7 separate regions of the Homo sapiens genome follow, and all the other regions are linked to region 1. The links are chromatin contacts, found by Hi-C in ENCODE. All regions are on one chromosome and are shown on one strand. The core of a region is the stretch at or near the end of the contact, and the rest is flanking DNA. Distances in the headings are between cores, read along the strand shown.

Evidence for each region. Hi-C counts contacts between places; a loop is a spot of excess contacts on that map. Pooled maps may share reads with other maps.
Region 2: a pooled map shows a loop between it and region 1 (8-fold over the local background). The contact joins the promoter of CKAP2 here to the promoter of TSC22D1 in region 1. A Hi-C loop is called at or near these places in 3 of 50 pooled maps.
Region 3: a pooled map shows a loop between it and region 1 (7-fold over the local background). The contact joins the promoter of RFXAP here to the promoter of TSC22D1 in region 1. A Hi-C loop is called at or near these places in 4 of 50 pooled maps.
Region 4: a loop to region 1 is called in a map of naive thymus-derived CD4-positive, alpha-beta T cell, with 18 times the contacts of the local background. The contact joins the promoter of ALG11 here to the promoter of TSC22D1 in region 1. A Hi-C loop is called at or near these places in 2 of 168 maps with a recorded cell type or tissue (CD4-positive, alpha-beta memory T cell and naive thymus-derived CD4-positive, alpha-beta T cell) and 3 of 50 pooled maps.
Region 5: a loop to region 1 is called in a map of CD8-positive, alpha-beta T cell, with 8 times the contacts of the local background. The contact joins the promoter of DHRS12 here to the promoter of TSC22D1 in region 1. A Hi-C loop is called at or near these places in 2 of 168 maps with a recorded cell type or tissue (CD8-positive, alpha-beta T cell and naive thymus-derived CD4-positive, alpha-beta T cell) and 3 of 50 pooled maps.
Region 6: a loop to region 1 is called in a map of CD8-positive, alpha-beta T cell, with 14 times the contacts of the local background. The contact joins the promoter of WDFY2 here to the promoter of TSC22D1 in region 1. A Hi-C loop is called at or near these places in 3 of 168 maps with a recorded cell type or tissue (CD4-positive, alpha-beta memory T cell, CD8-positive, alpha-beta T cell and naive thymus-derived CD4-positive, alpha-beta T cell) and 7 of 50 pooled maps.
Region 7: a loop to region 1 is called in a map of CD8-positive, alpha-beta T cell, with 7 times the contacts of the local background. The contact joins the promoter of NHLRC3 here to the promoter of TSC22D1 in region 1. A Hi-C loop is called at or near these places in 2 of 168 maps with a recorded cell type or tissue (CD8-positive, alpha-beta T cell and naive thymus-derived CD4-positive, alpha-beta T cell) and 8 of 50 pooled maps.

What each region holds. Positions count from the first base shown.
Region 1 is chr13:44,574,770-44,578,393 of GRCh38, reverse strand. TSC22D1 (TSC22 domain family member 1) reads left to right here and starts at 2,064. Exons shown (of 3, transcript NM_183422.4): 1 at 2,064-3,624. The coding sequence starts at 2,320. It overlaps TSC22D1-AS1 (TSC22D1 antisense RNA 1), which reads right to left and starts at 2,498. Exons shown (of 3, transcript NR_038381.1): 1 at 2,124-2,498; 2 at 1,217-1,352; 3 at 1-292. RefSeq lists silencers at 372-421, 602-801, 1,072-1,311, 1,322-2,031 and an enhancer at 2,352-2,591.
Region 2 is chr13:52,453,671-52,457,294 of GRCh38, reverse strand. CKAP2 (cytoskeleton associated protein 2) reads right to left here and starts at 1,817. Exons shown (of 9, transcript NM_018204.5): 1 at 1,669-1,817; 2 at 688-772. The coding sequence starts at 1,738. CKAP2-DT (CKAP2 divergent transcript) reads left to right here and starts at 1,949. Exons shown (of 1, transcript NR_185890.1): 1 at 1,949-2,520. RefSeq lists enhancers at 2,117-2,196, 2,487-2,666.
Region 3 is chr13:36,817,662-36,821,285 of GRCh38, reverse strand. RFXAP (regulatory factor X associated protein) reads right to left here and starts at 2,064. Exons shown (of 3, transcript NM_000538.4): 1 at 1,329-2,064. The coding sequence starts at 1,928. LOC124903158 (a long non-coding RNA gene) reads left to right here and starts at 2,215. Exons shown (of 2, transcript XR_007063760.1): 1 at 2,215-3,119. RefSeq lists enhancers at 1,257-1,486, 1,497-1,546 and a silencer at 1,777-2,146.
Region 4 is chr13:52,011,148-52,014,771 of GRCh38, reverse strand. ALG11 (ALG11 alpha-1,2-mannosyltransferase) reads right to left here and starts at 2,374. Exons shown (of 4, transcript NM_001004127.3): 1 at 2,310-2,374. The coding sequence starts at 2,353. It overlaps ATP7B (ATPase copper transporting beta), which reads left to right and starts at 3,322. Exons shown (of 21, transcript NM_000053.4): 1 at 3,322-3,485. The coding sequence starts at 3,435. RefSeq lists enhancers at 2,116-2,205, 2,256-2,385 and silencers at 2,506-2,605, 2,616-2,725, 2,776-3,115.
Region 5 is chr13:51,802,425-51,806,048 of GRCh38, reverse strand. It overlaps DHRS12 (dehydrogenase/reductase 12), which reads left to right and starts at 1,886. Exons shown (of 9, transcript NM_001377533.1): 1 at 1,886-1,995. It overlaps LOC107984561 (a long non-coding RNA gene), which reads right to left and starts at 2,213. Exons shown (of 2, transcript XR_007063805.1): 1 at 1,248-2,213. RefSeq lists enhancers at 1,006-1,135, 3,521-3,570 and a silencer at 1,686-2,325.
Region 6 is chr13:51,582,695-51,586,318 of GRCh38, reverse strand. WDFY2 (WD repeat and FYVE domain containing 2) reads right to left here and starts at 1,857. Exons shown (of 12, transcript NM_052950.4): 1 at 1,495-1,857. The coding sequence starts at 1,631. RefSeq lists a silencer at 1,637-2,006 and enhancers at 2,147-2,426, 2,085-2,605.
Region 7 is chr13:39,036,765-39,040,388 of GRCh38, reverse strand. NHLRC3 (NHL repeat containing 3) reads right to left here and starts at 1,933. Exons shown (of 7, transcript NM_001012754.4): 1 at 1,666-1,933; 2 at 1,101-1,253; 3 at 678-825. The coding sequence starts at 1,749. PROSER1 (proline and serine rich 1) reads left to right here and starts at 2,300. Exons shown (of 13, transcript NM_025138.5): 1 at 2,300-3,191. The coding sequence starts at 3,147. RefSeq lists a silencer at 2,590-2,819.

The DNA of each region.
Region 1 (3,624 bases), core at 815-3,314:
CATTTGTGTTGCTCACATGTCCGGACCACCTTGCCTCCTGAGTCAAACCAATGGGGGATATAGCCAGGACGATGAACGAAAAAGGCGTCGCTGCTTGGAGACACCTGTTGAGGTCAGTCGATTACAGGGCCGGCCTGCTTCTGTCCTCCAGTTAAGGATGGATTGCAACCACTCCTCGTTAGAGAAGAGCCTAGCCCAGAGGAGCTCAGGCAGTTAACTGGAAACAGCTGCAACATCTGCCCGGCCGCCTCGCCCCTGCCCGTGGAAGGGCGAGGGGACCGCATGGCAGCAACTGCACTGCACAAAAGACAACACCTATCACCGGGAGCCACCGGCCTTCCATAGACCCCACAGCTCCCGGCCCTAGGGCATCCCCCGAGGAGGCAAGGGCCGGGGGCGAGCCCAGGTGCGGCGAGGGGGAGGAGGTTTCCGCCACGCGCCAGGGAAGAAAGCCTGACTCATGTCGTGGCAGCGGCAGCAGCCGCGGCGGCGGGCTCCTGGGAACTGAAACTCGTGATGCTGTTGCTGCGGAGAAAAGCCTCATTACCCATTCCGCAGGCGGGGGACACCACCCAAGGCGCGCACACCAAGCGCCGGCGCTCCCGCCGCCTCCGCCGGCCCTTCCGCGCCGCGCCCCCTCCTCTGCCGCGTGCCCGCGCGCGCCGGCCGCGAGTGTGAAAAGAGCGGACACACCTAACCTGGGCGCGCGGCAGGCGCGCACCCTGCCCGCCCCCACCGGGCCGAATCACGCAGTCCGACCCGGATTCGCTCCTTCGGCCGGAATTCCCCACCCCCACTATCCCCTCCGGCTCCACCACTCCCGGCTTCGGCGCCTCTGCCAGCCTTCGGTAATTTCCGTCGGGAGACCTGGCGCTCGCCTAGGCCCGAAGACCCGCCGCCTCCTGCCCCGCCAGACCCGGCTTTATGTCTGCGGCGCCGAGGCGCATGCGCAGACGCCATCTTCCCTCCTCCTCCTCCGCCTGCCCCCTCCCCCCAGCCACCACCGCCTCCTCTCGCCGGCGGTCGCCCCTCCTCCTCCTGCGCTCCGCGCTGGTCCCTCCCCTCCCGATGCCGCGAGAGACTGGGGGATACGGTGGAGCCGGGGGAGCCGAAGAAGAGCACTAGTAACAACCACCACAGCCCCCTCCCCGCCCGACACCCTCCCTCGGCACCCACTCACTCCCCCGCCCCGTTTGCCGACACCGACCAACCCCACCTCGTTCCTTTGAACGGCGTCGGCTGCAGTCGCTGCACCAGCCCGTCTGGCCACCAACGCCGCGGAGAAAGGAGCCGCCGCCGCCTGCGGCCCTCTCCCGCCCGGTCGCGGGAGCAGCGGGGTGAGGAAGAGCCGGCTGCGGAGGAAGAGGATAAGAGAGGGTCGCACCCTCCGCCCTAGCGCACGTCCCGCCGCCCTCCGGAGAGGCTCGGGTGCCGGCCCCTTCCTCCCCGAGGACGTGTGCCGAGTCGAGGCGCCTGCCCTGAGGGAGGAAAATGCTCGGGCTCCATGGCTGCCAGTGATGGAGCGGTCCCTGGGCTCCCGCTGCCACCGCCGCCGCCGCGCCCCGGCCGTGCTCCGCGAGGACCCGGCGTCTCTGCGCGCCCGCCCGCGCCTCGTTGCTGGGCTCACCGTACCGGGCGCCTCGCCGCCGCCCCGCTCGCAGCCGCGTCGCCCCGGCCCCAGCCGCGGCCAGCGTTTCCTCACCGAGCAGCCGCCGCGAGCCCAGGGGGTTTGAAAGGGTCTGCGGGGCGCGGGGGGAGGGCCGAGCGGGGCCGGGAGGGGAGGTTTGAGCGACACTGAGCTCGGGGCTCGCTGGCGGCGGCGGCGGCCCCGGGGGTGGCGAGGGGAAGGCGACATTTGCTTGGCGCTGCCTCCGTGCAGAGCGGCCGGGAGGGCTTTGCAGCGGCCGCCGACGCGGCGGGAGGAGGGGGCTGAGGCGGCTTCGGAGTTGGCCGGAGAAGGTGGGCATTTCTCGCTTTTCCTCCCCTTCCTGCGCTCTCCCCCTCCCTCCTGCCCCGCACCCCACGTGAAGCAGAATATAAAGGGGGGTGTGAGGCTAGAGGGGAAAGTGAATGGCGAAGGACTGAAGGGATCCCCCCTTCGGGTCCCCGGCCGCCCTGTTCACCCTCGTTCATCCTCCTTTCCGAAGCTCGCTCTCGAAGGCAGGAGCGACCGGCGCCTTTGGCTGAGGAGGAGGAGAAGGAGGAATCGCGCCAGGCGGAGCGTCAGGTCCCGTTTTCCTCTCCGGCGTCTCCAATACAAAGATTACGGTGCAGAAGGAAATTGCACTCGTCTCCTCCGCGCCCCCGGTACCCAACACAATGCACCAGCCGCCTGAGTCCACCGCCGCGGCCGCCGCCGCTGCAGACATTAGCGCTAGGAAGATGGCGCACCCGGCAATGTTCCCTCGAAGGGGCAGCGGTAGTGGCAGCGCCTCTGCTCTCAATGCAGCAGGTACCGGCGTCGGTAGTAATGCCACATCTTCCGAGGATTTTCCGCCTCCGTCGCTGCTTCAGCCGCCGCCCCCTGCAGCATCTTCTACGTCGGGACCACAGCCTCCGCCTCCACAAAGCCTGAACCTCCTTTCGCAGGCTCAGCTGCAGGCACAGCCTCTTGCGCCAGGCGGAACTCAAATGAAAAAGAAAAGTGGCTTCCAGATAACTAGCGTTACTCCTGCTCAGATCTCCGCTAGTATCAGCTCTAACAACAGTATAGCAGAGGACACTGAGAGCTATGATGATCTGGATGAATCTCACACGGAAGATCTCTCTTCTTCGGAGATCCTTGATGTGTCACTTTCCAGGGCTACTGACTTAGGGGAGCCCGAACGCAGCTCCTCAGAAGAGACCCTAAATAACTTCCAGGAAGCCGAGACACCTGGGGCAGTCTCTCCCAACCAGCCCCACCTTCCTCAGCCTCATTTGCCTCACCTTCCACAACAGAATGTTGTGATCAATGGGAATGCTCATCCACACCACCTCCATCACCACCATCAGATTCATCATGGGCACCACCTCCAACATGGTCACCACCATCCATCTCATGTTGCTGTGGCCAGTGCATCCATTACTGGTGGGCCACCCTCAAGCCCAGTATCTAGAAAACTCTCTACAACTGGAAGCTCTGACAGTATCACACCAGTTGCACCAACTTCTGCTGTATCATCCAGTGGTTCACCTGCATCTGTAATGACTAATATGCGTGCTCCAAGTACTACAGGTGGAATAGGTATAAATTCTGTTACTGGCACTAGTACAGTAAATAATGTTAACATTACTGCTGTGGGTAGTTTTAATCCTAATGTGACAAGCAGCATGCTTGGTAATGTTAATATAAGTACAAGCAATATTCCTAGTGCTGCTGGTGTGAGTGTTGGGCCTGGAGTTACCAGTGGTGTTAATGTGAATATCTTGAGTGGCATGGGCAATGGTACTATTTCTTCCTCTGCTGCTGTTAGCAGTGTTCCTAATGCAGCTGCAGGGATGACTGGGGGATCGGTTTCAAGTCAGCAGCAACAACCAACAGTTAACACTTCGAGGTTCAGAGTTGTGAAGTTAGATTCTAGTTCTGAGCCCTTTAAAAAAGGTAGATGGACTTGCACTGAGTTCTATGAAAAAGAAAATGCT
Region 2 (3,624 bases), core at 568-3,067, 7.9 Mb before region 1:
TAAACAGTAAGTTGATAATCTAGTCTATGCACATACTTTGCTTTATAATTGTTTTTTTCTCTTAGACTGTGAATTAATTTACGTAGAAAACGATAATCTAGGCCGGGCGCGGTGGCTCATCCTTGTAATCACAGCACTTTCAGAGGCTGAGGTGGGCGGATCTCAAGGTCAGGAGTCCAAGACCAGCCCGGCCAACATAGTGAAACCCGGTCTCTGTTTAAAATACAAAAATTAGCAGGGAATGGTGGCACTTGCCTGTAGTCAGTCCCAGGTATTTGGGAAGCTGAGGCAGGAGATTCACTTGAACCCAGAAGGTGGAGGCTGCAGTGAGCCAAGATCACGCTACTGCACTCCAACCTGGCAACAGAGTGAGACTCTGTCTCAAAAAAAAAAAAATTAATAAAACGATGATCTAATGCTGCACCATCCAATAAAGTAGCCACTAGCCAATGTGGCTACTGAGTGCTTGAAATGTGGATAGACCAAATGGAAATGTCCTGTAACTGTAAAATAGACACCAGATTTTAAAGACGTTGTACCACAAAAAGACGTAAAATAATATGTAAGCAGTTTTTCTAAATGTGGCTACTAGAAAATTTAAAATTACAGATATGGCTTACTTTACATTTTCATTGGACAGATCTGATACAATTTTACAGAAGTGAAAAGAAATAAACTTGACCTTACCTGGATAACATCTCATTTTCCTGCTTGTATGCAAAAAGCGTTTTTCTTCTCAACAGATGTTCCTTGAGTTTTTGTCTTCTTTGCTCTAGATAACAAAGGTAAGAGCTACAAGTCAATATTAGTTAAAACATCGATAACGGCAAATAAATCTTGTTGACTAAATGAAGAGTTTACTTCCAAAGCTGGTTCCACCTGAGGTCACATCTATATAACAGAAAATTCTCCAATTCAATATTGCCTTTGAGAAATCACCTTAGAAGAGACTGTTACCACAACAGGTCCCCAAAACCCCTCTGCATAAGAATCACATTCTCTACTCCCTGTGAAAAATCTGGAGAACATCATTTTCTACATACAGCTCCTGCTAGCCAAGCTTTAAGAAACTAAATGGTAGAAGTGAGGCACTAGACTCGAAAGTTCTAATTTACCAGAACTGGGTTAGATGAGAATTACTTTCTTCTGCTTTCCCGTGTGTAGAATAAGGGAATAACAATATTAGTTTTGAAGACCCAACCAACCCTCGGTTTCCATAAAGTCGAAGGAGAAGCTGTGAAATTGGAAATAACACATGATGCGACCCCAGCCCTGCAGAAATTCGCTAGGGACCTAAGAGGCGGAGGACCCAGCGCAGGCGCAGTCGGTCCCTGAACCTGTGCAGCCCCGCCCCCAAGCGGACCCAGGGTCTCCGACACCGACCCCGGCCTGAGGCCCGCGCGTTTCCCCTCGCCTAACGGATTCCTTCTTAGGAGGGCCCATCCCAGCCAGCAGCGACCGCACAGTAACACCACGCAGCGGTTCCTGTTTTTATGATCCGTTCCACAAGGCCAAGAATGAGGCAGGGCGAGGCCGACGCCGCGTTCAGGGATCTCACAGAGCGGGGGAGAGGTGAAGCGCGCCAGCGCGGCCCCGAGCCCCGACCGCCGGGCCCGCGCCCGCCACCGCCACCGCCACCGCCACCGCCACCGCCACCGCGGCCTTCACCTTTGAATGCGGACTGCGCCCTCTGACTCGGGGGCAGCTGCAGGTCCTGGGGCACGGCCGGTGTGCTCATCGTAGCCTCGGGTCGGGGGATGCGTCTCCGCTTTAGCGCCAAGATAGAACTTCCTCAGACCACCGCCGCCGCAGTCTGCACCGCGGCTAAGCCGTCAGACGGCGCGGCTGCCGTCTCCGCCCATTGGTTCCTGCGTGAATTGAATAAGCCAATGGGCGTAGGGAGGCGGAGCCTGGACTGCAGTTGCCGGGGCCGGTCTGGTGTCTGCCCAGTTCGGTTGGGACTGAGTCTGCAGGTTTCAAACCTAAACAGCGCTCTTCATCCTGGACGTGCGATGGGGGAGGAGTCGGCCTGCTCAGTCCCCACGACATAGCAGGACTAGGTTGACAAACAACCGAGATGGGACACATCTTGAGACCCTCACAGTCCTTGGAGGAAGGCAGACGAGAAAAAGACAAGAAAAGTGTTGATTGGCTGCCCTTCTTATTAAACATCGACGCGTTCACTGACGAGGACGTAAACACCGATCTGGCGTACCACGAGCGTGTGTATTTTCGTTTCACAAATACTGCTTCATTTTGAGCATCAATTCTGAGGTGGGACGTTATCACCACTTTTTCCACTGAGAGGTGACAGGTTCAGAGGTTGTTTGTCCACGTTTGCACAGCGTGTGAAGGGGAACTGAAATTGGGATCTACTTTCCATACCTTTATTCTAAGCAATTATCAAATGCAAAAAAGGGAGGAGAGGAGGAGAAACAGAAAAAAATGAAGATAAACCTCATCCCCTCCTCAAGGTTATATATAATTCTCCTTTGAAGATAAAATAGCATTTGTTACAGACGTTTTGTGTTTGTGTGGTTAAGTGTGCCGCCATAATCTTCGTTTTTCTCATCTAAAAATACCACCTTCATAAAACCCACACAAACACTCAATCCACATGACAGAACGAAACAAGTCAGGGCTAGAAGGTTTTAAGAGTGGCAGTGGGGAAGTGAGGGCGAGTCTGGACTGCACCTGCCTGGTTTCAAGCACTGGGTTTACATTTCTTGCCTGATCACTGCAGTAAGGCTGGACTGGACTCTTTCAGCCAGGTTTTAGGTGCTCCGGGCACACAGACGGGAGGATGTGATTTCCCCGTTTACCCTTCCCAGGTCTGAGGGCCTCCACAGCTGGCCCTCGGCTGTGGTCAGTTTTTCCCACTTCTGCCTGCTTTTTTCTTCAGACATCTTATGGTAGCGTCTTGCTAATGAGGAATTTGGTTTGAGATTTTGTGTAGTTTTTTACTTGATGAAATGTCCCAGTTTTAGTTTAACATTGTCCATCACCATCCTTAAGATATAACTTGCTGTTTAAATACGTCTGTCATTATTGTTGATTATTTACTAAAGTTTCATCAGACAGGTGGGGCAACCAGGGATTTCTATTAAGTGAGAACAAAATACAGCGTTAATAAGTGACTCAAAAACCTCCAAAACATTATGCTAAGTAAAAGAAGTAATATATGAAAAGTTACATATGGTATGATTCCATTTATATGAAAGATCTAAAATAGATACATCCATAGTGAAATAACTCAGAATAGTAGTTGCCAGAGGCTGAGGGTAGGGGGAGAATTGGGAGACAGTTTAATGGACAAGGGTTTCATTACCTTGAAGTAAGTGAAATGTTTTGGAATTAGAGGTAGTGGTTGGGTGACATTGTAAATGTATTAATGCCATTGAGTTGTTCACTTTAAAATGATTAATTTTATGTTATGTGAACCTCAATAATTTTTTATAAGTGGGCATGGTAAAAAAAGAAATTGACTCAAAGGATACCATGGAGATCTCAGTAGGCTGAGATGAATAGGAAAACCTGCCAAACTGCTAGGTTTTTCAAAATGGCAATTCTCCTCTAATCTCCAGACTCACCCACTCCAATGATATGTCTATTTTTGAGACACTT
Region 3 (3,624 bases), core at 815-3,314, 7.8 Mb after region 1:
GAATACATCCTAGGACCCTAAGACAGCTTGCAGTTAAAAAAAATTTTTTTTTTTTTTTTTTTTTTTTTTTTAAGGAGACAGGGTCTTGCTATGTCATCCAGGCTGGAATGCAGTGATGCAAACAAGGCTCACGGCAGCCTCGAACCCCTGGTCTCAAGCAATCTTCCCACTTCACCCTCCCAAGTACAGCTGGGTATACAGGCACTTGCCACCATACCTGGCTTGGATCACTTGTAACAAAATTAAATTTTTCTCTACACTAAGGGATTATATAGCTCTCACAAGAAGAAATATCTGCTTATTTGTGACAGCCTCAAAGTATACCACTAACAATGACAATAATAATGGGTAAGGTTTGCAAACTTTAGCCAGTTGCTGGACACTGTGTGAACCCTCAATATGGAATGGCTCACATATTCACAGCAACACTATGAATGACACACGATTTTAATGCCCATTTTACAGAGTTTAATAACCTATTCAAGCCACAAGGCCAGTAAATGATGCAACAGGGATTTGCACCCAGAAGTCGAACTCCAGAACACTGGTTTTACCTTTGACTCAGTTCAAATCAAACAATCCAAAAGTTTTTTGAGACTTATACCCCATTATCATCCTTTTTTTCCCCCCTCAGGGGTACTAAGAAAAGGGGTAGTGAGAACAGGGTACTAACAACAAGGATACTGAGAACAAAGTATATTAAGTATTGGGGTAGTGAGAACATGAGAACAAGGGACTAAACATAGGGGTACTGGGAACAGAGTTGTAAGAAAAGAGTACTACGTACAGGGGTACTACAGACAGGCAACTGAGTATAGCAGTACTAAAAATACGGTACTAGGAAGAGGGTTAACAGAACAGGACACTAAAAACAAAGTACTAAATACAGGAGTATTACAAATAGAGGTACTGAGAACTGGGTACTGAGAACTGGATACTGAGAATAGAGTAGTGAAAACAGAAAGAGATGACTTTCTCAGAAGTACCAACTTCATCTAGGTTCCTAAGTCTCCTTTAGCGATGAACCAGACCGATCATTTACTCTATGTCCTTCCAGCCATATCCCAGATCTATGACAGCTCTGCCGATGTCACATTATTTTTACTGAAATTTCTGCACCTATCATGAGTTCAACAGAACTGTTATTGCTTTGCACATGTTGGTATAAACTTTAATTTAGGGCAAACACTCTAATTCTCAACCACTAACCCAGTCACTGCAAACCGGCCCATTTGGAAGTGGGGAGGCAGGCCCTGCAGATGCGGTTTGCGTTAAGATCGGGTTTCTTCTTCCACCTCCCATCCCCAGGCCTCAGCTAAGTCTGATACCTCGAGTTTGACGTTTCCCGCGCTGCCAGTCGAGGCAGTCCCACCGCAGTTCAGGGCCTGGTCGCTCTTCTTCTTTTTATACTTGTCCTTGTACATCTTGTTGCGGTGTTTCTTGCACATCCACGGTTTGCGCTGCTTGGCCACCTGGCTCGTGGTCTCGCTGCAGCCTTCGTAGGTGCAGGTCTTGCTCATGCTGCCCCCACCGCTGCCCCGCCTCCGGGCGCCCCCGCTGCTGCCCTCGCCCCCCGAGTGAGTCTCCTCGTCCTCTAGATCCTCCAAACTAGCCGCGCTCTCGCCTCCCCCCGGAGGGTCCGAAGTGTCTAACAGGTCCGCCTCGTCCTCCCCAGCCTCCTCTTCGCCATCCCCGGCCCCTTCGCACAGGTACCTAACGGGCTTGCCCGCCCCAACGCTGCCCCCGGGGGCCGCAGCCTCGTCCTGCCCAGCACAGGGTTGCATCACTAGCAGGGTGAATTGAGAGGCCGCGGCCGCCACCGAGGCTGGCGCCAAGGTGGGAGCCGCAGCCGGGGCTAGGGCCGCGGGGTGGGGCACGCCGCTGGCGGCGCCCGGCCCCGCGCCCTCCGCTACACCCTGCGCCTCCATGCTGCTAAGACCTGGCCGGGGTCCACGACCCCGGGCTTTTAGCACCTGCTTGGCCTAACGGCACTTCGCGAACCAAAGACTCAGGACACGCTGGGGTAAAAGGCGCCTATACCGGGAAGGCGCCCCGACTGCGCCTGCGCGACCGCAGCCTGCGCGTCAGCGTGTGTACGCCCGCGGGCTGTCAGGGAGCGCGGCGCCTCTGGGGGCGGGGCTGAGCGCACAACCAACGGGACTGACTGCGCATGTGCGGCCGCGGCCCCTTCGGCCAGCTGGGGGATTCGTAGACAGGGTCTGGGGGCTGTGTCAGGTGAAAACCTGCAGTGGCTGGCAAGGCAGCGCCGTTTTACCTGATCCTATTGTATCTAAAGCGGTTCAAAGTATCTTCTACAGGAGTTCCAGTATGCAAATTAGGATTGTTCCTGAGCGGTCTCACGACTTGTAGTGTTAGGATGCTAATTTTATTATTTCCCCCACAAACTGCCTGCAAGGGGAGATTTGAAGCTGGGATGCAGTGGTGTCACAGCCTAGAGTCACTAGCTCGCAGTCCATGAAGGCAGAGGTGGCTTATTTGAAAATAGTGGAGCGGAGAGGGATGGGCCACACCTTTGGCCGAGTTGTATTTGCATTGAGGGATAACTTTGTTTTTTTTCTCCTGGAAACTCACTTGATTGTTAGTACTTGCTCTTTGCTGTGGCTGCTGAGATAAGTCTTAACGTTTTCGTTTAACACAGTGAAAATGTGTGAAAAGGAATACTGAATGGCAAACGTTTAAAAAAACAATGAATGTTCTACCAGTTCTATCAGTTGCTGGGCAATTGCTGGTTGTTAAATCTTGGCTTGCCCAAATCCCAGGAGAGAAAATATCCTGCCGTATCCTGAACTGTTAAGTAGATGTTCTTTTTCCCTTCATCCTATTCTTTCGCCTAGTCAGATTTCCCATCCCACCTACCGGAAAGCAATGACTTTATTCAACAAACTATAAATCCATTCACACTAAGATGTTTGGGTGCTGACATATAGGTAGATCAGTTATGTTTTAAAGAGAGGCATATGGAAGGGAGAAGGTTTGGAATTAGAGCAACCTAGGTAGTACTTCCTGTGTGACTACAGCAAGTTCGTGACAGCCTCTCCGAGCCTCAGTTTCCTCATCAGTAAAGCCTGCAGTCGGTGGTGTGCTAGCGCCAACTGATGGTAACTGGTTGCTAAAATTTCAGGAATATAATTAGCAGAAAAATTAAACACTGCTATTATTAAAAGTCTTACTACATAAACTTACAATAAGATTATATTAAAAACAAAGGGTACAAATCTCAAAACTCTTCATTTTCTAATTATTTTATTATGTTTTATCATTATCTGTGCTTTTAAGGTTATTTATGTCTATTGTATCTGTATGCGGAAATATTATTTAGTGGTGTGTTACTGCACATTTTCCCAACTCTGCCTTCAGTATGTCATGTTGATTGCTTGAAATCAGCCACTTTTGGAGTATTTACACCAGGGAAATGATCAAATGCTACGAAGCAGGTTTACACTTATTGCTGATTGTCTCTGCACTTAAGAAAGTGACAGTGAAAATGTTAATGAAGATTAAATTTAAGGCCAGGCTCAGTGGCTCCCACCTGTAATCCCAGCGCTTTGGGAGGCTCAGGCAGGTGGATCACGAGGTCACGAGTTCGAGACCAGCCTGACCAAC
Region 4 (3,624 bases), core at 1,125-3,624, 7.4 Mb before region 1:
GTATTATATTTAGTAGCATCTTTGGTCTTGACCCACTTAGATGCCAGTAGCACCCTCCCAATCAAAATTATCAGTTGGGCATGGTGGCTCATGCCTGTAATCCCAACATTTTGGGAGGCTGAGGTGGGAGGATTGCTTGAGCCCAGGAGTTCAAGGCTGTAGTAAGCTATGATCATGCCACTGCACTCCAGCCTGGGCAACAGAGCAAGACTCTTATCTCTAAAAAAAAAATTAAAAAAAAAAAGCCCTCCAGATATTGCCAAATGCCAAATGTCTTGCGAAGGGCAAAAATCACCCCTGGTTGAGAACCAGTGGTTTACACTGCTTATATCTACCAATATTTAGCATATTAGAAATGAAAACTAAAGAACTTTAAACTTTTTATGAATTCATTTGAAAATAAAAATTCTTTCATAACACATTAACATATTTTTATTAAAAAACTATCTTTTCCAAACCAAAAAAAGAAATTTAGCAAGAAGGGTGCCAATGATTTACACTTTTTGCAAATCTTTTTAATGTCTGGCTTAACGTGAAACCAGATAGTGGCTCCTCCTTTCTGTTTCTGCATTCAATCTAGTGATATGTTGTTTTTGTTGAAGTATATGAAGAAAATTCAGGCTAACTTAGACATGTAGTAGGAAAAGGGAGTATATTTTAATATATATTGATCTTATGTTTAAAATATATTTAACTTTTCAGCTAGTTACAGATATTCTTCTCTGATGCTAGACCACATTTGACAAGTTATGCAGTTTCTTAATGTCAGTTGCAATACAGACTCTGAAACCCTATCAATGACCTTTTCACACTGTTAATTAAAATCCACTATCACTTAGTTTTATCCGCTATCACTTTTGCACTTATCAACATAGTAAAATAGGCAAATATTACATTAATGTTATTATAAAAACAGATTTGTTGAGGATCCATTGAAGGGCCTTGGGACCTGCATGGTCCATGGAGCACAATTTGAGAACCACTGCCTTAAAGGATGAACAGAGTCTGACAAAAGTGGTAAGATTTATCATTTATTTAACATTTGGAATATATGAATTCATAAAAGCAACACTACAGAGGACAGTTTGCTTTCTCAGGACACTCTTTCAAAAGCTTATTTAAAATGCAGCTGACCCATATAATGTAAAGGTTTTTCTGGCAATTCCTTCAAATAATTTAGGTGGGAAAATTCATGTGACAAGCTTTTCAAACTGAACTATTAAACATTTAACTTAAAAGCTGCATAATAACTAAAGTTAAACCTGTCCTTTAAGTCTGGTTAGTGAGTTTATTTAAACATTATAATGTAAAGCACTGAGGAATATTACGTATGACAGGGAAGAACCAAAAGGCTCTGATAACAGACTTTCTCATTCAAAATGTTTAAAGTAATGATTACAGAATTTGAAGTAGAGTGGACAAAAACGAAGAAGAAATGCCTGAACTTTTGAAAGAATTAGGTATATACTGCTATTCAGGAAGCTATGGTGTTAATTATAAATTTTCAGCCTGAACAAAAATATGTAGGTGGTAAAAAAACTAGGTAGGTAGAATATACTAGGCCTTCTGTTTTATTAGTGGAGGGCAAGGCATTTAAAATACAGTAGTACTACAACAACAAAGGTGGAAAAAAGCCTGGGAGTTTTTTCACCAAAATGTTAACAGTGGCTATCTCCGGATGGTAGCATTCCTGGGGTTTTTTCCTTTTACTTATCTATTTTCTAATTTTTCTAGAAGAAACAGCATATACACGTAATACAAATAAAATAATATTTTATGTAACTTCTTACATCATAAAAATTAAAGTAACAGATTATCAAAAAGCAGAGGATTCAACATAAGCTTTATATTTAAGTGACGTGTTAACAATGGCAGTTTTGGTGAGTTTAAGAGTAGAAACTAAGATGAGAAGGAAGATCCGGTTTCTTCTTTACCGAAAAGAGACATGATAGATTGGAAAATGTCTCGTGGCTCAATCGTAAAGAAAAATAAGGAATGAATATGAATAATTTATGACAGACTAACTGGAGTGTGAAAGGGAAAAAAAAAGCTGAAGCAGGGAAGGGAACTCGACCCCTCGGCCAACAGTGAAGCAGAAGAAAACGCGGTAAATTGAGTCTTTAAGACCTAGTCTATTCCAGTCTATATAGAAGACCCCCAAGAAAAAGAAAGACTGCTCATTGGCCTGAGAAATTACCTTAGATTCATGACAAGGAAGGCCATTTGCCCGCAAAATTTAGCTACACTGGACGGGCAAGTACCCCTACAGAAGAGAAAACGTCTGTGAGCCCACACGACCGGCTGCTCACCTCAACAACTTGCACAGGCACCAGCTCCTTTCGCCGGCCGCCATCTTCCGCCGACCCCCGAACTCAGGAAACGCTTCACTTTCCTTTTCCCTATTGGCTCCTGAGAAAGCAAGCCGTGCTCGCCCCGCCCCCACGGGCCAATTGTGCGTTACTATTGGTTACTGGTAGCCGCTTCCCACGGCCTTCCAGCCAATAGAATATGCCGAGGCGTAGACTAGTGTTCGGCGTGGCGCACACGGCTCCCGCCCCCGTGGGCGGGACAGCAGTGGGGGGTTGGGCTGAGGAGGGCGTGGCCTGTGATTGACAGCCGTCGCTCCCTCCCTCGGCCACCTCCCCCACTAGAAGCCCCCGCCTGGGCGCCTGCGCCCCCGTTCCCGGCCCAAAGCCCGCCGCCCGTTGGAGGCCATTGGCTGGCCTTTGCGCACAGCGGATCGATTTTCCAGGTGCGGAGTTCACTCTTGCCGCGGTTGCTTCCTTTGGGACCCACGGCGTCCGGCAGCCAGGCGCAGAGTCCGAGGAGGGGGCAGCGCAGAGCGGACCCGACGCGGCGCCGCCGGGCACCTTCCCCGCAGGCGGTGGGTGAGCCCTGGGAGCTGAGTCTGCGGCCCGGCTCTGCGCAGCTCACCTGCCCTCCCGCTCCCGCACACGCGTGAGATCCCAGTACAGTGTCGGAGCGCACCAGCGCGAGGTGGCCGAGACCGCGGAGGAGGACAGGCCTCCGCCCTGCGGCGCCGGCACGGCAGAGGACATTGTGGCACTGGCACGGCAGAGAACACTGTGGCACCGGCGGGGCCGGCAGTTCCAGGGTGGGCACTCCCAGCCACCTGGGGAGTGGGCGAGGGTCCGAGGCCCACTCTCCCCTCACGCTCTCATCCCCGTGCCCCCAGGTCGGGAGGACGGCGGCGCGCAACTTTGAATCATCCGTGTGAAGAGGGCTGCGGCTTCCCCGGTCCCAAATGAAGGGGCGGTTCCCGGACCCCTGTTTGCTTTAGAGCCGAGCCGCGCCGATGCCCTCACACTCTGCGCCTCCTCTCCCGGGACTTTAACACCCCGCTCTCCTCCACCGACCAGGTGACCTTTTGCTCTGAGCCAGATCAGAGAAGAATTCGGTGTCCGTGCGGGACGATGCCTGAGCAGGAGAGACAGATCACAGCCAGAGAAGGGGCCAGTCGGAAAGTGAGTTTTGTTCCCCCGCGTCCGCGCAGCGTGCTCACTCCCACCAGGAGGATTTTCCTCCCCGCGTTCGGCGCTTACTCGCCCCCAGGGGGTGCGCAGGGAAGGCCGAGCCAGACCCCAGCTCCAGGGATGTCTTGGC
Region 5 (3,624 bases), core at 637-3,136, 7.2 Mb before region 1:
CAATGCTTGGCACACTTTAAGCCTTCTATACATTTTATCACATGGGTCACACAGGGAATAACTGGCAGAAATTGGACTAGAATCCAGCTCAGCTGACTCCAGTTAAACGGGAACATTCCCTTGTGAACTCCATACTGCCCTTTGTTTGTGTGTGTGTGTTACTTGGCATCCAGGTGAGAGTGGAAGCTCATTTTGAGACAGGGTTTGGCTTTTCCTAAGACCTCCTCTTTAAATGTATATAATGTATACACTAACTACCTCGTGGATGCTTGATTTGAGGCTAACACTGGACACCTCATGCCCTCATGGAAATTTCTTGAATGTACACTGCATGGCTGTAAGCGCAGGGGAAAAAGGAATGAGAAGAAAACTTAAGGAGGGAAACCAACACTTCTGATCACTTTGTATGAAACTAAGCTCTTTATAATGAATGCCTTTAATCACAACCACCCCACGAGGTGCGCATATTCATTCCCATTTTACATATTAAGAAACCAAGACTGAGGGTGTATGCAGCATGCTCAGGTTCACCTGGCTAATGCAGAGAGCTGGGTTTGCAGCCACACTTTTACTTCAAGGGGCTGCTGACACCCTCCAAGAGACTTGGTGGTTCAAAACTATTTCTCATCCCCTCTCTGCGAGCCAAAAGCCTATTTCCTGAGGTGTTCAGAGAGATTCAGAGCAGATTGACACCTTTTCCATCACTGACACAAAGAGGAGGGTATAAAAAACAGTATGTAGCCCTGGGGATCTAAAATATTTTCCCAGCCAAATCGGACAGGCATTGAAAGTCACACAGGCTGGGGTGGTTTTACAAAATGCCACTTGTTTAAATTTCCTTTCATCACTCTGTCAGGAATAACAGCAACGTAGTGGAGCCTCAGAGTCCTGTTGAGAGGGGCGAGCTGTTCCGGGGAAATTTATTTCAAAAGTTATTCTGAAGTAAAAACTTGCCCACTGTGGAGTGAGGTTGGACAGTGATCCTATATCCTAGGTAATGAGGCTATTAAAGCAGCTGGTCTCTTCAGCTTATGTAAGTGGGGCCCAGTCTCTGGGCGACTTGGGTAAACCGGTATAGAATTTAACAGGGTGACTAGGAGTGACAGCAGCAGTAAGACCCCCATTTCTAATGTGGCGTTAGGGCTGGAGGTTAGATGTGGACAGGGGTGTCTGAGTCCTACATAATGGGGCTGGATGACTAGTCTGAGATCTGGGTTCACGCAGCAACCACACTCTTTTTTACTCACACTGTTCATCTGGGCTTGGGTGGAAAGAGGCTGATGAGGATTTGGGGGAAATCAAGGGGCTCTCCCTGGCATTGCATGAAGTCGCAGAACCAGTGGCAAAAGTCCAACTTTGGAGACAATTACTTCTCGGGTGGGAGCCCCAGCCCTGCCTCTTGCCTGCGATGTCGCCAATCTGACTGCGCTTGCTGGAGACGGGAAATGTGGCACGGCACTGCATCCCCCAACACGTGTAGAAACTTAGAGAATGCCAGTTATTAAAATAACCCTTATGATAACACCAATTCGATGCAGAAGTCTTTTAAATATCATAAGCCTCGTCGTTTTATTCCACATGGTTTTCTAGGTAACCAAATTCTAGGAGGTGCGTTGCAGGGCCATCTTCGCATCCCGGCCATGCCCAGCAGGACGGTGTTCTCTAAACGGCGCTGATGCCCGATTTCGACCCCGAGGAGACTGCGGACCTCGACTGCGGCCCCCACCAGGGCCGGTCCGCCCTCACTCCACCCTCTGAGGCTGGGGCGGAGTCGACCGGCCGGCCCCGAGACCCCTTGCCTTACCGGTGGAGCAAGGAACCGGAAGCCGCGGCTCTTACATAACCGGGATGATGTCAGGGCGGGCGACTCCCGGGGGGCGGGACCAGGGCGGAGGCCGCGCCGGGAGCGCGGTGGGGCTAGGCGTGGGGCGCTCCCGGCATGTCCCTGTACCGCAGCGTCGTGTGGTTCGCCAAGGGGCTGCGCGAGTACACCAAGTAAGGCGGCGCGGCGGGGCGCGGGGCCCCGGGCTGTCACGTGGCCCGCCTCGGCGCGGGCGAGCAGGGTTGGCGGGGACGCGCCCGCGGCTCCTTCGCCCTCTCGCTGGGCCGACTAAGCGTGTCCAGAACGACGGGTGCGCCCGCCGTCTAGCGACCCACGGCTGGGCGTGGGGCAGTCGCCAGACTCCAGCCGCTCAATGCCCGCGACCGAGACTGGCGCCCGAGGGGCGGGGCTGTGGCGCGCCCAAGCCCAGGGCCGTCCCACTGACGTCAGGCGGCCCCGGCGCCAAGGAGCCTCTTGGGCGGCACCTCGGCGCCCCGCTGGGTGTGCTCGTGGAAGTGTCTTCGTGGTGCTGCTGGCGGCGTCAGATAGGGCTGGATCTAAATCGCTAGCTAAGGCTCTGTCCTAGTGCCTTTGGGTGTGTTTCCTTTAAAAAGATGCAGCACCTGGACTGCGACCTTTGGCTCCAGCTGGAACTTTCCAGCCAGTGTGTGCTTCTGGGGAACGGTGCGTGGTGGTTTCGTCGCCCCGTGACCACGCTCAGTGTGCCCTAGTTGGCTCTCCACCTCATTGTGGTTTTAAGAGGTGACAGGTTCCTGTGACGGAGGAGAGATGGAGGTTTTCTCTTAGAATTGATTAGGCTAACCGCTGGTTCTCAACCCTGTCTGCACATCAGAATCACTGGGCGAGAATTAAAAGTACCCAGTTTTCAGGCCCCATCCCTACAGATTCTGATTTAGTGGATCTGCACAGGGGCCTGGACTGGCATTTCATCCAAATGCCCCAGGTGATTCTCACCTCTGAGAGGCTTCTCCCTGCACTGGGGCTTTATCAGTTCCCACGGCAACCTGGCCAGCACTCCTAGGGGAGGTAGGAGTTGCAACTCCCTGCTCTTCACCCCACATCGTTTTGGAGAAGGTTCAGCTCTGTCTCAGGAGCCCCTGCTGCAGAGAATGGTGGGGAGTGTAGTCGTGAGCCCTGTCCCACAGTTTTTAGGGGAATACAGTGGCAGCCTCTTTCTTTCAAAGGGGTGTCCTCTGGCAATGACCATTAATTGCTGGATCTTTCCACATTACACAGCATGAAAGCTTAAGTCAGTTTCCAACCAGGGGTGGGCCCCAAGGAAAGCAGACTGTAAAAATTTCTCCCAGGACTCTTTCGCTCTGATTTCCCCACCTTGAGGGAAGGTAGAAGTGAGGCCAAGGGGCCCAATCCACCACAGATTGGTGGGGGAAGGGAGGGGAGGGGAAGGCAGTTGGCAAAGTTAGATGGGTTTTCCTGCTGTTGTGGATTTAGTGAATAGGAGAGAAAAACAACAACCTTGTTTTGACTTCAGTGTGAGAGCGCGGAGTTAGAGTTTACAACGTTTCTCTTGGCACAAGGATTTTTATAAAGCCTCCCTATATTGGGCTCCTAAGGCAGGAGGATCTAATCACTGTTTCCTAAACTTTGCTGAACCTAATAATTCCCTGGGGCAGTTTTAAACAGACTCCTAAACCCTGGGCAAGTGTGGATGGGTCCTAAGCAAATTTCATATTTGGGTAAATTGAGGGTGTGGGGAGACACAGATACCTGCCAGCTTCCTCCTCCCCATCCCTGTCACCTCAGCTTCAGGAAACAGTAAG
Region 6 (3,624 bases), core at 608-3,107, 7.0 Mb before region 1:
GTTCCATCTCCAGTAGTTACAGACTGGGAAAGTGACATCTACCAATATATTCCTTCAATATATTTTATGGAATATATCCCATAAAAACAATACTGTGCCAAAGAATTTCTAGGTCCAGAAGCAGTCTTTTTAATAAAATTTTGCCTTTATGGAAAAAATCAAACTTTCTCATAAGGCTTCTCTGTGAATTTCAAAAGGGTCCTACATCCATGTACTCCATTTCAGCCATGAATTTCTTCTGTTCATTGCAGAATGCTTGCCACTGGTGTATGTTTACAATGTTTTCCATTGGATCTGCACAGGAAATTAATCAGGCGCCATTTGTATTGAGCATGATGTAGACAAGAACATGTCATTAATATACTCATCCTAGTTATACTGAAGAACCTAAGACATGAACAAACCTATCGAGCTCAATTGTTGAGGCCACACACTATGCTAAGTGCGGAAATGACTATAAAGACAGCAATGAGCACTTTGTTGCTCAGCCTCTCAATTTTGAGTCACCAAGAAAGGATACTTTACCTCTGCATGATTTGAACTTATATTAAGAAAACCTACTTACTGTAAAATCCCCGTGTTATGTACCTCTACAGTGTTCTTTTGTAAGAATGCTTATATAGATTTTACCAAAGAAACAATTTCAGATAAATTATCATAATACTATCTTCAAGCAACATTACTCTAGAAATTAGCTTCATCAGCTTTATTCCTGCATATTCAAGGAAATTCAGTTAAAGCGAAAACGCAAAACAGAGAGAGTATTTGAAGGCAGAACAACTAGTTCCACTTCTGCATATTAAGCAAAATTAAGCAAAAATAAAGGAAACAGGCAAAGGGAAGGAACTCAAGAGCTATTTGCAGCAGTGATCCGTTACAAGTTCTACGCGCTTCTCCTCGAGCTCCAAGAGATAAGGAGGGGAAAGGAAAGAAGGCACCACGCAGAAGCCTAAACTTACTCTTGGTACAACTTAGAATATTCACTGAATTCAGCCTAAGATGTCTGGGTTATCTGGATTCAGTAGGAATGTCTGGGAAGAAGGAGTGGCATTTGCTTTCTCCGTTTGAAACCCTGGGAGCTGTACGAGAGTACCCCAAACCCCTTGGTTATCTTGCAGAGGCGGCTCAGGGCATCGTTCCCCAAGCACACACCTGCAAAGCCGGGCGGCTCCTCCCCTCTTTCCCTCCTGTCCTCAGGGATGGACCAAAGTCCCTCCAGCGCACCGTTAGCCCGAGGGCCACCCGGCTCCCGCAGGCACTACCCAGCCCGGGGTGAAGCCGGAGCGCTCGCCGCCGTCCCGGCTCCGCTTCCCGGAGCCACACAGCGGAGGCGGCGCGCAGCTGAACACCGGCACCACCAGGATGCGCATTACAATAAAACTTGGGGGAGCAAGTCTACACTCGCGCCGACGTGAAGGCACAGCCCCTGACGCGGGCTCGAGGGCCGTCGGCCCGTCCCGCCCCTCCTCGCGGCCGAATGGCAGTAGTCCATACCTGTCCTCGGAGACGCTGATGACGCCCTCCTCTTTGGGCACGATCACGGCCATATTCACCACCTCCTGGGACCCCTCCATCCGCTGCAGCAGGATCGGCTTGCGGGTCAGAGGCTTGGGCTGGATCTCCGCCGCCATCGGAGGAGGGGGCGCGCCTGGGGCGCCGCCGCCAACCGCGCCGCGGGGCCGGGCTGAGGAGACTGCTGGAGCACGGACACAGGTTGAGACAGAGACTCTGGCTGGCCGGAGCGGAACGCCGGAAACCGGCGAGCATAGCCTGGCCGCCTCTCTCGGGAACGACTCCGCGCTCCCTGCTTCAGGCACCAAAACCGCCACGACCTGGGATGCAAGCCGGCGCCACTACAAGAGGAGGGGGCGGAGCGCCGGGGGGCGGAGCCTGTGTGGGCGGGGCCTGCCGCAGGGGGTAGCCGCTGGTGGGCGCGAGGGCGGCTCCACTTCCGGGAGGGTGGTGAAGGAGGAGGGGAAACCTGGAGCAGGAGGCGGGGATCTGGTATCCCAATGCGCGTGCGTCAGTCCCGCAAGCCCATTTTCACCCCTCCCCTCCGCGACTCCCCGGGCGCTGCAGCACCACTAGGACGCATGCGCTTTCCGTTCCTCGCGGTCTTCTCTCTGCCTTACACACCCAAGGGTTAGGCTCCTCCCTCTTTAACCTCCCGTGAACGCGCGTATACACACCCCTGGGGACGCGCTTGCCAGACGCCACGCCCCTTCGAAATTCCCTGAAAAGAGGGCGGAGGTGGGGCGGGGAAAGGAGCGCCTCAGCAAGACCGGAAAGAGAAGAGGCCTGCAGGAAGGAAAGCCGCCCAACTCGTTGGGACGTGACTTGGCATGCGCGCGGGCTACCTGGCCTAGCGGTCTTAACAATGAAGCGCGGCGGGAGGCCGCTTACTGCTCCCAACATGCACCAGGCCCAGGCTGCCGGAGGGAACCCAGTGGCCTCCTGGGAGTCGTAGTTTCTTGGAGCCTCCGCCCCCTTGTCCTGGAATGACCTATCGCCCACTTTCTGCGCTATGGGCCTGAGGAGCTCAGCGGCCTCCAGGGCCATTGGCCAAGTCAGGACCCAGACTTGCCTCTATGGGAACTGAGGGGCAGCCCCCAGCTGAGTAGGACGTCACCACTCCTAGGGTCAGACTGATGCTCGGAATAGTGGCACGGAAGGGACATGAAAAGGAGAGAATCTTTCATACAGACATCTTCAAGGGAGCTCAGAGAACATATGGGGTGTCTATCCCCTCGTTTTCTTAGATGGCTAAATTACACAGCCAAGGTTACTTTAGTGCAAAGTTAGGGCTAAACAACCCCTCCTTCCCTCCAGACTTGAACCCAGGCCCCTAGTGCTGGCTTCTTTCCATTTCCCCAGCAATCCAGCCTTTTTAGCTTGCTCCAGACACAACGGACAGAGTTACTGTAGTTACTGACTGAATGTTAGGTGCCTACCAGAAGGCCTGGCATGTGGGGTTGATCGTGAAGACTAAGCTCTGCTTTTTTATCTTGCCCAAATTCCTATCTAAGGGGTCTGGGGAGTCATGGCCTACAAAAACCATAAATTCTCATCAGATGGGTTTTGACCATGTAGGTCATGACTTACTTTCCAGTCTGACTCTGGCGTAACAAGGAAGAAAATCAAAATGTTTTACCCCAAATTATATTTCCTTGCCATGCCTTAAAATTGCCCTGCAAAGTCTCTTGTGGGAAAAATCCACATTCTATATCCCCTTTCCCCTTTGTTTTCCTTCCTTCCTTCCTACACCCAGGAGATAACCAACTAAGAGCCAGGCACCGTTTTAGGTCTGGTAAGGAACATTTTACAACCTGCTGTCTCTAAAGGCTGCTATCTAAAAGATTCCTCTGCACAATAAAACCTGGTCTCCACAATCCTTTACCTTAACCTGAACATTCCTTTCCGTTGATCCCAGGTCTTCAGATAAACTCAACCAATTGTCAACCAAAAAACGTTTAAATTTACCTATAGCCTTGAAGCCCCCGCTTTAAGTGGTCCCACTTTTCTGAACCAAACCAATGTATTTCTTAAATGTATTTGATTGATGTCTCATGCCTTCTTAAGATATATAAAACTCAGCTGTACCCCGACCACCTTGGGCACATGTTC
Region 7 (3,624 bases), core at 684-3,183, 5.5 Mb after region 1:
GAAAACTGGAAAAGGAAAATAAGAGTCAAGGATTCCAGTCATTGCTTTCAGAGACTGCCACTTTATTTGGCTTCAGTTTAGAGTTATTTAATCTGAGAAGAGCAACTGATGCTTTAAAGAGGAAAAGACCCTAGACAAGTTCAAGGAAAGATCATATTAACAGGCTCCTTGTCAAATTTCTTTCTTTTTTTTTTTTTTTTTGAGACAGAGTGTCGCTGTGTCACCCAGGCTGGAGTGCAGTGGCGCGATCTCGGCTCACTGCAAGCTCCGCCTCCCGGGTTCACGCCATTCTCCTGCCTCAGCCTCCCCAGTAGCTGCGACTAAAGGCGCCCGCCACCACGCCTGGCTGATTTTTTTTTTTTTTTTTTGTATTTTTAGTGGAGACGGGGGTTTCACCGTGTTGGCCAGGATCGTCTCGATCTCCTGACCTCGTGATCCGCCCGCCTCGGCCTCCCAAAGTGCTGGGATTACAGGCGTGAGCCACGGCGTCCAGCCCTTGTTAAATTTCTTAATTCCACAGAAGTACAAAATAAAGTTTGTTAAAAACATGTGATTTCATGAATCGTTAAAGAAATTACAATTAGATTCAGCAACTCTGATTTTAAACAATACAAACAAGGACATGTGCAAAGATGTGATTTCCAGTAAGATAATTTAATAGATATTACTATACATACCACTTCCTACATCCGTGATCCAGACGGATTGTTCATATAGAGTACTGGCTGCAAATATACCATGAGGTGTGTCAACTGTATAATTCCAGGCTCGTAGGAAATATCCATCCTCTGTGAACACTAATATCTTTGGGATGTTATCCCCTCTCTGAAGGTATACAAAAAATAACTTCTTAGGATCAGCTTAAAGGAAAGGTAATCTGTATCTTGGCGAAGAAAAAAAATAACTGAGAATTTTACTACAAAAACCACTTTCAAAATCTAACATATCTTTCACATTCGAAACCAAAATACTTGAGACCAACTCAAAAATAAATTGCACAATTAGCATGATATAAACGCATATGGTCAGTTACTACAGCAAGACAGGAAGGCTGTTACTTCCTTTGTGTTCATAATTTTTTTAAATCTCTATTTACTTACTTGACCTATGTAAACCAATCCATTGAGGGAGTCAACTGCAACACAAAATGTTGTTCCGGTAAAATATTCTGGGTGCTTAGGCCAACCCACATCCAGCCGGTAAAGAATTTTCTCAGTTCTCCAGGAAACTGCAAAAGTAAAGTTCCTCAAAACCTTAAACAAAATCAGACAATTCAGATTTAGTTTACCGTCTAGGTAAGAACAAAAAAAGGGCGGGGGGGCCGGGTAACAGGGCTTATTTTTAAGCATGCCTTGACAACTAGAAGTTTGCTGGACTGAAATAATTCCAAAGAAATGAGCTTAGATGCCTAAAGACCAACACGACCACAATACAAGTCTGCAAATTATTTGAGGATGTAGTAAGAGTTGGGAAAGAGGAAAATGGCGATGTAACATACACAAATTTTTAAACTCAAAGGGTCAAGGCAGTTTGGACCCAGGTGCAGGCTTTGAGACAAGCTACTGAGGGAACCAGGGCCTGCCACCTCCATGCCACGACCGTGGCGACGCCTCCCAACAGGGCTACCCGCACACCCGACAGTCATTTCCTCACTACCCAACTCACTGGAGAGCCACAAAAACGCGAATGCAAAACCAAAAATGCAAGAAAGAAGCCAGCACCGGCTACGCAGACCCAGAATCTCGCCATGACCAGACGGGAAGCCAGGAGAGGGAGGGTCCGCAGGTGTCTGGGGGAGGACCTGACAGCCTCAGGCTGCAACGGTTTGCAGCGGCACAGAGGGTCTGCCCGGGGCCCGAAGACCCTATCTCCGGTTTCCCCTCCCTGGATGCACGAGCTTTGAGTACGAAAGGGAACAGAGACCAGGGCGAATGAAAATCACAGAAGACCAGTTCCGGACTTCGTGTGCATTTCGGGGTCCCCGCCCTCATGTCAGGTGCTTCGGGCTGACCCAGTGACCACCCTTTCCCGCCCTCAGGGCAGTCCGCGCCGCTGACTTTCAGTGGCCACCAAAGTATGGGCGCCCGTAGATATGCCTTAATCGCTCGCCATTTATTCTTTTTAATCCAGAGGGCAAAATCAAAACATCGCACACTCAGACACGAGGTATGGTGGGGATGACATTCAAAATAATGACCGCTAGGCTTCGGGAAGGATTTTTGCCACATCCTATTCCTACCATCCAGGCATCCGCTATGGATGCCTATATTCCCACACCAGGACCCCACCTCTGGCTTTCAGGAAAGAGGGGCCCAAGCTGGCGGCGCAGTGTTGAGTTTACTTGGGCGCGACTGGCTTTATTGTAGGTCCCCATGAGCTGGTGGGGGCTGTAGGGGTAACCAGGCAGGGCGTCTGGCGCTGTTGGGGCTGCGTTTTTCCGGAGTCCCCCTATGCGAGGCCGTGCCCCTCTTCGCCCGGCTCCTGGTGCTCCCCAGCCGCCGGCCCGCTCCCGGAAGCTGCAGCAGCTGGTAACAAAGAGCCTGCCGGGCCGCCTGCTGCCGGGGCCGAGGTATCCAGGAGTCGGGCGGAGCGGCTGGGGATGAGCGCGAGCCGGACCATGCGTCCGGGTTCGCGGCGGTGAGGGTCGCGGCCGGCGGCCGAGGCGCAGGTGCGGGTCGAGAGACCGGCGCCTCCCTCCCCGCCGCCCGTGGACTCTGAGCGCAGGTGTTTCTACTCTGCCGGCCGCTCCACCTGGGAAAGCGCCTTCAAGAGCTACCTCTGGCGGCACCTGGCCCTCAGCTGCAGGGAAACCGCACTCAAACCTGCCGCCGAGCCCGGGTTTTTCTGCAAAACTCAGAGGACCTGGCTCTTGCCCGAGGTGCCCTGAACCATTGTGTGAATAAGCTGGGGAAGCCTGACTGGAGTGTTTTTTCTTTTTAATAAAAAGAGTTTTTCTGAATCTCAATTTTTAGAAATTTTTTTTGCGAAGTTTGCAATACTCTCTACCTCTTCGCATCCTCTCTTGCTCGTGGAGTCTTTTTCCTCCTCAGCTATAAATATTTTTTACTATCGGCGGAGCAGACCAGGGATGAACGTCTTTTAATTGCAAGTATAACTGTTAAAACCACGTCGGGATAGTAGTCAAGATGGATAAAAAGTCCTTTGAAATGGTGCTGGATGAAATTAGAAAGGTAATTAGACCGATTCCATGAATTATTTTATGAGATGAATTCTCGTGTTTTAGACTCTCTTTGAGGTACTGTATGGAGATTGTGCAGAATAAGGGTCCTAGGATTGCCAAATTGGTTTGAATTTTCACGTGTAATGGAGGAGTTTATATCTTGATACGTTTCCAGTACAAATAGAAATTAAGTTACGTTAACGCCAAATTTGAGACTCAGCACGGTGTCGTGGGAATTACATTTGTAAAGCCCTCGGTTCCAAAGCCGGCTTTACAAATCCGTAATAGCTCTGTACTTTTTGGGTAAGGGGTTTAATATTTTTGAGTTTATTGCCTCATCTTTCAGTAACACAAGAGTGACTGAAAACGAGAGGTAATACGCAGAAAGTTTCTTTTATGGTAGTTATTATGATGGGGTTTTCAAATCTAAGCATAAGGTAGAG